Regions from separate parts of the Homo sapiens genome. Here region 1 is linked to region 2. Evidence: read pairs that join two places in POLR2A ChIA-PET (ENCODE). Cell type or tissue: MCF 10A. All regions are shown on one strand. Links, peaks and the distances in the headings refer to the core of each region. The heading gives the core; the rest is flanking DNA.

Region 1 (5,381 bases), core at 102-5,101, 290 kb after region 2:
TTTAGTGTCTTCATGTGTTTTATAGAAGCTGTTTATTTAAGGAATATGTGCCCATACGTCTATTCATTCATTGAACACTTACTGAGCTCCTCCTTTTGAGTGAGTACTAAGCACGGCTACAGTATGCCTAGGTGGTCAAACCCAGGGGATATGAGATCTCTCTATCACAGTTGTGTTAGGCTCTTTGTTTTGGTAATTGAGTGATTATGATGGAGATAGGTGTCCTCAGCCACATTCAAATAGCCTGGAGCCAGGGGATGGTGAAGAGTGGCTTAGGCTGTGGGTAGTGGATTCCTGTTTAGATGCATTCATTTCTACGTCTTTGTGTGTATATATTTACAATATAATCTGCTAACCATATAGTCAGTGCTGCTGTGGTTCGTAATCTGGCAGATGATTTAAATATTTACTCCAAAATATCTTGTTCTCTGTTGGTGTGAAGTAGAGTTTCCAGTTATTTTTAGGTCATTTTCATCTTAGCAACCCTGTTGGAGATGAACCAGACATGCTGCTGTAAACTGTCCCCACATTTGGATAGAATTTAATAAAGTAAAGTTTAATGGTTTGGTCCCAAGAGGCAAACAGACCATCTGGTTAGCAGAAGGTTAGGTCAAGTATTGCATGGCTGCTGAGAGGGCCACAAACCAGCCCTGACGCACTGGTAATGTGTCCAGTTGCTGAATGCATTAAGCATTGAAATGGTGCTTTCAGGTCTGCCGAGCCAGCAGTTCTGTTACCACCGCTGTGACGCAGGAGATAATTCAGCTGGGCAAGCAGCAGCATGGGGGTGGATCTACAGTACAGGATGTGTAATGTCAACATGAAGGATTGGAGCTGGCAGAAGGAAGGGAAGCAGTCATTTCATGCCAGTGCAGGAAGCCTAGAGAGATGCTTTCCACCCCCCCCCCCACCCCCCACCTTGTCTCTTGTCCTCTTCTGGAGCTTTCACATTATGTGTTAAATGATTACCTTGTGCATGGTCCATGGCAAAACTTCAGCTGATTTTTCTGCCTCTTTTGGAACCTGTCAGCATAAACAGAGTAAACCACATTCCACACACATGTAGGGCGGGCAAAGGAAAGAGTTTACTGCACAGACTGGGAGGAGGAGAAAGGGCTTCATTAGGCAGGAGCATCTTTGTGCTTGAGATGGAATCCCATTGTATGTCCCTTTGTGCTCAGATTTGAGACCGGCCATCCATTCAAAGCCTGCAATCATCTCGGAACATTGTGCTGCAGCTGTAGTTGGTAGAAGCCTGCAGAATGGTTCCAGTGATTCTGCAGAAGCTTAGCAATTATATAATTGCTATGTAACTGGAGAGAGCCATCAGGATTGTCTAGTTCCCCTGGAAAGAAAGCTTCTACAATTTGAGGGGTAGATTGTTTTCCCTTGTTAAACCTGAAAGCTGATGAGCAAGTACATCATACCACTAGGCTGAAACCAGGTCCTCTCACTGGCATGAGAGGGGAAGAAATTCACAAGTACACTTGGCTGGATATTCAGTGGACTTCACAGCTGTGTTAAAGGGAGAGAGAGCAACTCACTGACTCTTGGAATCGTGGATCCTTGTAGCAGTTGAACATGATAGTTGAATTGTTTCTAATATCTGAGACTGTGTTCTATATGCATTCAAGGCATGGAGTATTCCAGAGCTTTCCTAGGAATGGGACAAACAGAGTTGCTCGTAACCACCAAGAGCCCTCTCAATTTCTGCCGCCCGCTCAGGAGGATTTTCACAGCCTCTCTTGAATGAATACTTGCCTCAGATGCTGATCAGTGGAAGCACTGCAAAGCCTGACTCTTCAGATATTCCCGAATGCTGAAATCTTCTCTGCATCAGCTCATGATTCTGTCTGGGCCTGTGCAGTCCAGGAGCTGGGACAGACTGAACAGTTTGCCTGTGAGAACTTAACAGTGCAGAAATGAATTCCTTCTTTCAGCTACCTTACCACTTGTTTTCCATAGTTGAGAAAACTTTGAAGTGGTGTTGGCTAAATGTAGGTACGAGGGCTGCATTAAACCAGTGAGAAGTCCAAGGCTCCATTTCATCCCGTGTAAAACACTCATCTAAAATTAGCCACATCTCCTAACCCAAGTGTGGACTTTGTGTTTGTTTATGTTAAGTAGCTCTAAATTTCAGTGATCCTGCCTTTCTGGTGTCAGTTTTGTGGAGCTGCTAGAATAGAAAGAGTGGTTGTTGGGATATATTTTTATTAATGGTTTAAGTTGGGCCTTTTATAACTGATACTCACCTATATTTCTCTATTTAAATGTGTTTGTAGTCAGAACTTCAGTATAAGGGAAAAGTAAAACATTTTGGTTCCTTTGTGAATTAAAAAGGAATGTCTAGTAGGCAGTGTGGGGACCTGGACTCCCAAGATGGATTGGGTCCACACATTCCTAGACCTTTGACCTTTATACCTGTACGTTACTCTGTACCTCGTGGGTTTAACTCTGAGGTTGATAGATACAAATAGTTTCTTTAAGAATTCTGATTCCTACAAAACAATATTGGCAGGTTTTCAAGGAGCCAGCCTGTCTCAGCACTGAGCTTTTATTTTGTAACAATTTGGAGGGGTATAGGATCACCCATGGTGACCCTTTCCTGCGTCATTCCAGGCAGGCCTTGGCATGCTTCGCCAGATGAGTAAGGACGAGGACAGTTGGCAGGAGGACCTGCTGAGTTCATCTTGCTTCGTATCTTAGGAACTGGCTTGACCCTGCTCCATCATCAGTGTTTGGGCCCTCTGAGAAACTCTAGACCATCTTTTCAAACACTAGGCTTGGAGATTATTATGTTGGGAGCAGCAGCGTGCCCTCATATGAGGGAGGAGCACTTGATTCTAGCGCAGAGGACACATCGAAGGGGGACCCTTTTCTGTCAGTATTGGTAGGCCTGTGAGGACCTTGGTGGTGAGGGCCATGGTGTATAGTGGAAAGATCGTAGACCTCAGAGTCAGTGAGTAACTGGGTGACCTTGAGGGAATGATTTAATCTTTGGTCCCCAATTTCCCTATCTGGAAAAAAAATCCACTTTGTAAAGTTCTTTTGAGGAATAAAGGAAATCATGAAAAGAAATCTCTGGTGCAGAGCTTGACATATAGTAGACACACAAAAAATCCTAATTTTCTTTCCTCCCATCTTTGAGTTTGTATTAAACACTTTCTATAGGTAGAGCACTGTTAAACAGTGACTATCTGATTAGAAGTCAGAATATACCTGAGTTTTACATGAAATCCCAATTGAGGGCTCCTTGAAGCTTGTACTGGTAAAATTGACAAACATATACCTTCTTGGCTAAAGAGGCTGAGCAATATTTTTTATTATATGGTGGCTTTTCAAAGCCAGTGTGCTCCCCTATGAAACATGACTCCAAAATCTGGTAAAAGGGAAGCAAAGTACCTTACCCTCTGTTTGTGCTATCTTGAACATTCTATAATAGATTATATATTAAATTCCTTAGATGAAGTTCTGGTTTTTTGTTTTGACTATTGCTACACGACTAACTCCTCTATAGTAAACCTGAAATTTTCCAGGAATAGCACAGATGTAAGCTATTTGATTATCTAGAATCCAAATGTCTTAACAGTTTTAATGTCTTACAAGCCTTTTTTCTATCACCTCTAGTCCAGTGTGCAACTCTTCATGTTGGTGTGCAGGCAGCCTTATTGACTGGTTTCAGGGAAAAAGATCTTATTCAGTTAAAATTTAGCTGATCAACTTTGAAGGCCAACCACTGATTTGTTTCATAATGAGTTCCTGAACAGGACTAGACTAGAAGCTACAGAAAGGCAGGCTGAGTCTCCCTTGCTCACTAGTGCCTTGAGCAATGCCTAAAACAGATGTACACAGTCAAAATGTATGGAGTCTGTAAACCAAACCTAGCATTTTTAAAAATGTCATATTGCTCCTAAATATCTGTTCCTTAAAAGTGCCTACATATCTGAAACAGAATAGTCTCTTAGTTGCTTCTGAGCAGTCATTTCTGCCTGAAACATCGCTAGATTTATAGCATTCAATTAAAAAATGAAAGTTAATGTAAGTTCTCAATCAAAGAAAACTACCCATCTCTACAATCCATATTATGTACATTTTGAAGTAAGAATGTCTAACAGTCTAGGTTAAAGAAGCCAAGGAAAATTTGTTTGTCGGTAGCTTTTGAAAGATACTAATGTGAGGATGACATTTGACTAGTATGATCCTGAATGATCTTCAGTGCATTATAGAGTTAAATTTCATAGAATTGAGTCTGAAACATTGGATAAGAAAAATTCAAACTCGAATATTCAGTGATTCAAGGCCATTGGTTCTGGAGGAAACTCATTTGCGGTTTTATGTGAAAGAGGAAGACAGGTCTTTTTCCAAGACTTTCTTTGACCTATTAAGTCTAAATGGATGGTGGCATGTATTTTGTAGGGTAAATTGGTGGTATGGAAGCCTCAAGGAATATAGGGAAAAACGTTATGGAAAAAAATGATGAGTATGTAGTGTTTCCTATCAATTTAACAAAATTGGAAGGATGAAGCAACGGAACCAGGATGATAGTCATGTTCTTTGAAGATGGTCAAGCAGATTCAGAAAACATCCTTCTTCACCTTTGACTTTAGTTCTTGAACATTTCAATGGAATGATTTAGATCATTGAAAGTCTACTATGTGCAGAAGCCTTCTAGGTATTAGGTGACCTTGCAGTATTAAAGAAACCCATGGGTCCTGTTAGTCCCAACCTCACTGAAGGACATATTCTGAAGAGCCAGCTCATTAAGCAAGCTTTTGAAGGGTGTGCGCTGCAGAGCAGTTTCCTGTTATTTGGTTAATGGTTGACCTAGTTCTAATGCCATATGCTTCCTGGAACGCATTCTAATATAAAGTATGTGTTAAAGCAAGACTAGGATAATAGCGGGAAAGTCAAAGCCTTTCTAAAGCAGAGACCATATTAATGCTGGCCCAGTGAAGGCAGAATAGTGTGCGGATGGAAAATGAAAAGACTTTTCTCCTCATGATCCTGTTTGGTAATTCTGATTTTAATCCTCACATTTTATCCCAGTTCATTCTAAGGAGTTGCATTTTCCCCAGAATACCGTATACATAAGGCCTGCGTCATTAGTTCATTTTTCAGTGAATGCTAGGCCAAGGTTAGTGTTGAAGTACCCTAAGTAAAATTATTACTGCAAGGAAAGATTAGATTAGAGTTGGCTAATGGCAGGTGATTTTGTTTTTGTGTTATTATTTTTGTATTGTAAACAGGGGATTAGTAAATCTTTTCCTCTGAAGTTTGGATGCGGTTCAAAGCTAAGATTGAGGCTCCTTTGGCTTATTTATCCTTCTACCTGGAATCAGCAGCCCTGGCTTGTTCATTTAGATGGACAGGGGAGCCTACGC
Region 2 (5,381 bases), core at 122-5,121:
CACATTTAGTCAATCCCCTTTATAGCAGAAGAGACATCTCCAGCCTTCTTAAGAGAACTCCTTCAGGAATCCCTTCATTCCATGATTCTTGGACTCCTGATTCTACTTTGCATCATGGTACCTGGACTGTATGACCTGGTTTCCTGGACTCTCCTTTAGCTATGATAACCCAAGTAACAACATGTGTTATCATCACAGCTTCCAGTTATTTTGTATTTCTGTGTGCTGAGCACTGTGCTTAGCTTCTTATCTATATTTTATCATGTAGTGCTTATAACAACTCTATGACTATTATTATTCCCACTTGGAAGATGAAGACACTGAGGTTTCAGGAAATTAAAAACTCAGTGCAAGATCATAAGTCCAGAAGGGTTCAAGAACAAGATTCAAACCAGGTTTGCAACCAATAAAAACTATGTCTCAACCATCATGCCTGGAGATCATGCTGATTCACACAAAAGTCAACATTCTGCTCTTTCCACTGAGGAGCATTTCGGGAAATTCCCTTCTGTCATTTGCCTTAAAAACTCCATAATTCTTGGGAGACACAACTGTTGCTTTGCAAAGCAATTACATTAAATATGCATCAGACTGCTTAGCTTGTCCTGAAAATGAATTAGTCACCTTTCTCTTTTTTTTCCTCACTCTGCATCTTTTTATACAAGGAACTTGGTGACCCTGCCCTGGTGTGTGCACGATAGAGGGCAGGGAAGAGAACAAGCAGAAAAGGGAAAGAAATACGTGGGGATGAATCTAGCTCATGTCCAGAGACTCAAATGGGAATGCCCTGTGGAAATGAACTGTGAAGGCCTGGCCAACAGGGCTGTCTGTCTAGTACCTTCTGCCTACTGTGTAGCTTCACAAAATAATTATCATAGGTTAATCAGGTCGGCAAACTTGCCGGGCACTGAAAAGCCGGGCAGCCTCAGGTGTGCTCTCAGTGGGCAACCGCGGAGGCTCTCTGGCTGCTCAGATGAGCAAGTTACCTGGGAACAATTGATCTGCTGAGAAATCTGATGGCTGCCTCATGAGGGGAACCAGGTCACTAGGATCGCTGGGTGAAGGCTGCTCACCCTTCGAACAGTCTAACCCTCTGTGATCAGGCTGTTTTAATCCCCACATCTCAAGACTCTCACAAATCTGGAACTGGTTTGTAGTCTAAGGCCCTGGCAGGGATAATATGTTTAATTGGCTTGAAAGCAGAAAACGCAAAGTACAGGACATGCAGCAAAGTTAGTTTTGTAATTACAAGAAGTCCGGTGCCCTTCAGAAGGGTTACATGTGGGTATTTCTCCAAAATGGATTGTTTTTTGTTTTGTTTTGGGGAGTTTGTCTTTTTGTTTTTGTTTCATGGTGTTTTTATCTACTGCATAGAATTTGGAGGAAAAAGCCCAGGATTTGAAATGTGGACAGGAATTTAAATCCTTGGTGGGCACATAGCAGCTGTGTGACCATGGGCATGATACCTAACCTCTGTGAGGTACAATGGGGACAATTATATCCACCTCTTAGGGAGGTCATGAAAATAAATTGAGATCAAACATATGAAAGCACCCAGCACTGGCATACTCAGTCCATATTAGTTTCTCATTCTCTTCATTATTTTCATTATCATCTTTATCACATCCTCACCTTTTTTCATCATTGTCAGTAGCTGCAGCATCAACCCAGTGCCCTGACTTTCAAGACGACTATGAAAACACCCCAACTGCTGCTAAATTACCAGCAACAAGGATCTGGTGAGTAAGTTATTTTGGGGAAGTCAGGTCTTGTCAGCGTGCGTCGAGTTTCTTGCAGTCCTGTGTGTCAGTCTTTCTTAAACCCCTCAGATACCCAGAACCTCTCTGTCTACTAAAAAGAACTGAACTATTAATGTCCCTCATAGAAGAAGAAAGGGAAACCGGCTCCTGTAAATGTGGGTCAGGAATCACCAGGGAGGTAATGACTTGGTCTGCTCTGTGTTCTCTGGCCCTCCTTGGTCCTTCCATGAAAGCCCTCTGTCAGGAGCCCTGCGTGGCCATGGAGTGATTGCCCTTTTGTTCTACAAATTCCTGGATATGACTCACAGAACCGTTTAAGCACGTCTCTCTTCATGTTCCTAGGAATTTTCCTGACAAGAGCAGTGCCTATCCTGAGGCAATCGTATTTCTCCTTGACTTCTCTCCAGTATCAGCTTGTTGCTTGACACCCCTGCACAGCCAACTGTGTAATGTGGGTGAGTCTAGCTGCATTTTCTTCAGACACAAGCCTGGCTACCCAGTGCTAAGGTGACATCAGGCCAGGCCACAGTAAGTCATTTATCCTCCACGCCTTCCTCTCCAGCCCTGAGTGAGGTGGAGTCCTTGAAACTATCACCATCCAGTGGAAATCAGTGCTGCACTTTCAGGAGGTTAAGCATGAAAAGAGCATAAAAGGTGCTATTACCCCGTGTCTCAGTAATTCCCCTTCTGGAAACCTTTTCTGAGGAAATGATGTGAAAGGATTCGGTCATAGTGGCTGGTAGTTACTGAGCACTCACTATGTGCTGACACTTATAATTGCCAGGTATATATTGACTTATTTAATCATCATAACAACTCCAGGAGGAAGCAGTCAGGTTATCCCCATTTTTCAGATGAGAGAACCAAAGAACAGTGAGACAATTGTATGTATGTTCATGCTGCTTAAGTGTGTAGGAGCTGAGAGTGAGCCCAGGTAGTCTGATTTCACAAGTCCTCACTCTTGACTTCTATACTAGTGTGGCCTCCATGCACAAAGCTTGATATAAATAGAAGAGGAAGAAGAAGAAGAATGAGGAGGGATGGGAGAGAAGGAAGAAGGGGAGCAGGAGAACAAAAGGAAGGAAAAGAACAGGACAGGAAGGAAGATTTAGAATAAAAGTTAAATTTATTGTTATTTATGATAGTGAAAATCTGGGCCAGGGCCATTTGGGTCAAGTATTCTGGCATTACAGGTACCCAGGGTATTCTGAAGAAAGAGAGTTCTATGGGTACAGCTGCCTTCTCACTCACTGGGGAGGAGCACAGTACTGAGAGTGGGGCTTACGTTTACAAAGTTGGTATGAAAATTAATAGGCATCTACATTCCTAGATGTCAATAAATAGAGTGAGAGTTGTTTGTTTGCTTGCATATTGGAATGGAGAAAAATAGGTCCAGTCCTAACAAACTTTAAATTACTTCTGCTCTTCCCTTCTTCCTGAACACTTTCATCTGTCCACATTACTATGCGAATTTTTTGATGCTGTCAATGGGAATTTTTAAAATAAGTATGTTGCTATGTCAAAAAATTTGGAAATTAAAAGATGTTGTTTTACATTCTTGGCACAAAATGCCTCAGGTTCAATCTTCTCAGAAAAATATCAGGCACATCTATCTAATACCAAAAAGTTTTCAGAATGGTTATCCTAGGAATTCTCTTTCTGAAAATTTACTATAGTGAACTAATTGACAAGGGGAGAACAATTTTTCACAGGAAGATAATCCAATATCACTTATAACAACAAATATTAGAAACACCTCAAATGTCCAATAGGGAAATAGTTAAGTATCTTAGGGTATATCTCCTCCATGGGATAGTATGCAGTCATTGGCAATGATAATTTCAAAGACAAAATGTTGCAAACTGAGAAAATGGTTAAAAGTAAAACACACAAAAATTATATAGAAATTATTACCATCAAATGATATACATTTTTGCATATAGACAGAGATACATTTTTTGCATGTAGACAGAGACTGAAAGGCTGTACAGAAATTAAATCAGATTAATGATGATGGGATTCAAGATAGTTTTATTTTGATATGCTTGTTTCCACATTAAATATTACAAATTTACAGATAAAAGGACAATGATAAAAGGACAAAGCATTGTAATGGGTGCAGTGCAAAAGGAAGTCTTGGGACAAGCAAGATGATAGACAGGAAGCTACTGCCCTAATCAGGTATGAGATCCTAGTAGTGAAGTTGAACAGTGATAGTAAGGGGAGGATTCCAGAGATAAGCTATAGTCAGTGAGAGTGAGAGGGAATCACTGATATTCGAAAGTTTGTGATTTGAGCCTAACAATAGAGAATAACAGTACAGGAACAGGACTAGGGAGAATTTTGGAAACATTATATGTGGAGGTAACATAGAGACATTCTTTAAGCAATATCCAGTTGGAAGCTGGAATAATGTTTTGGAGCTCACAGCAACGTGTGACTCTGGTCCCCACGTGTCTACATGCGCAGAGGATGATTTTGTATCCAAATAGAGATCTGAGCTCATGGTAATTCTTAATATACAAAGTATAGGACTCAGGCCAGCATATTACAGGTCAAGATTCACCTTAGTGATTGCCAAACTTAGAGTTCTGTAATTGTTTTCTTTTGACAGATATTACTCCAAAACTTAGAAGCTTAAGCTTTTGTTATCTCACAATTTCTGTGGGTCAGGAATCCAGGTGCAGCTTAGCTGTTTGTCTCTAACTAAGGATCTCTCAAAAGGGTAAAATCAGGGTGTGAGATAGGGCTGCAGTTATCTCAAGAGTAATCTTGGAGAGGATCTTTTTCCAAGCTTCCTCATGTGGCTGTTGGCAGGCTCAGCTCCTCACTGACTGTTTGCCAGTGACATCAGCTCCTTACCATTTGGACCTCTCCCTTGAGCAGTTTGAAACATGGCAGCTGGCTTCCTTCAGAGAGAGAAAGAGAAAGGGAGAGAAGGAGAGGGAGAGAGAGAACCCAAGAAAAAAGTCACAGACTTTTTATAACCTAATATCAGAAATGACATTCCATTACTTCTGCTGTATTTTATTTGTTACAAGGGAAATAAGCCCAATTCACATTGAAAGACAGGGAGTCACAGATGGGGAGGAGCAGCAGGAGGTGGGGATTATTGGGGGTTATCTTAGAGGCCTCCTACCACCAGTTTTGTGGAGGTAAATTGAAGTCATTCCACACCATTACCATCAGCACCATCACTGCCATCTTTGCCATATTCGTTCACTACTTACTCTTTTGAAAAATATGGAGAAGTTGATTTTTGCAGAACTGCATAAAGTTAGCCTTCAAAGATCTCTTCAAAGCTATCCAGCTCAGAAACAGTAAATGCAGTGCAGTAAGCGTGTTGCCATTCTCCCTTTTCATGCTGCTGTCAGACATAACTGATCATCCAATTCCCCCTCCCATATCCATGCTAGGCATAACTAATCATTTAAGCCCTTGAATGTTGTGAGCATACCCAAAGTCTTGAAGTAAGTAGCAAAACTGATATTTGAATTCTGATCTGATGCCAATATCAGTTCTCTTCCTGTTACTCACTGTCTACCTTTCAGCTCCACTCCTGGCAAGTTATTTTACAGCTCCATTTCCTATGCAGTGTGACATAACAATTCTAATATTTGG

What was found. Peaks named below come from ENCODE experiments on the same cell type or tissue, not always from the same donor. Only the 100,000 strongest peaks of a DNase experiment are listed, where the experiment ranks them.
Region 1: POLR2A ChIA-PET joins it to region 2 with 6 read pairs; 2 of 35 experiments call an interaction of 5 or more read pairs at or near these places.

Annotation. Positions count from the first base shown.
Region 1 is chr9:106,878,435-106,883,815 of GRCh38, forward strand. All of the region lies in intron 1 of ZNF462 (zinc finger protein 462), which reads left to right. Among named protein-coding and RNA genes, the nearest start is that of ZNF462, 18 kb to the left of the region's middle. RefSeq lists an enhancer at 1-741. In MCF 10A, for the core only: no CTCF peak of the experiment used is centred there; DNase peaks (open chromatin) are centred at 767 and 2,627.
Region 2 is chr9:106,586,726-106,592,106 of GRCh38, forward strand. It overlaps LOC107987108 (a long non-coding RNA gene), which reads left to right. Exons shown (of 9, transcript XR_007061713.1): 7 at 1,652-1,739; 8 at 2,103-2,288. Among named protein-coding and RNA genes, the nearest start is that of MIR8081, 12 kb to the right of the region's middle. In MCF 10A, for the core only: no CTCF peak of the experiment used is centred there; a DNase peak (open chromatin) is centred at 2,096.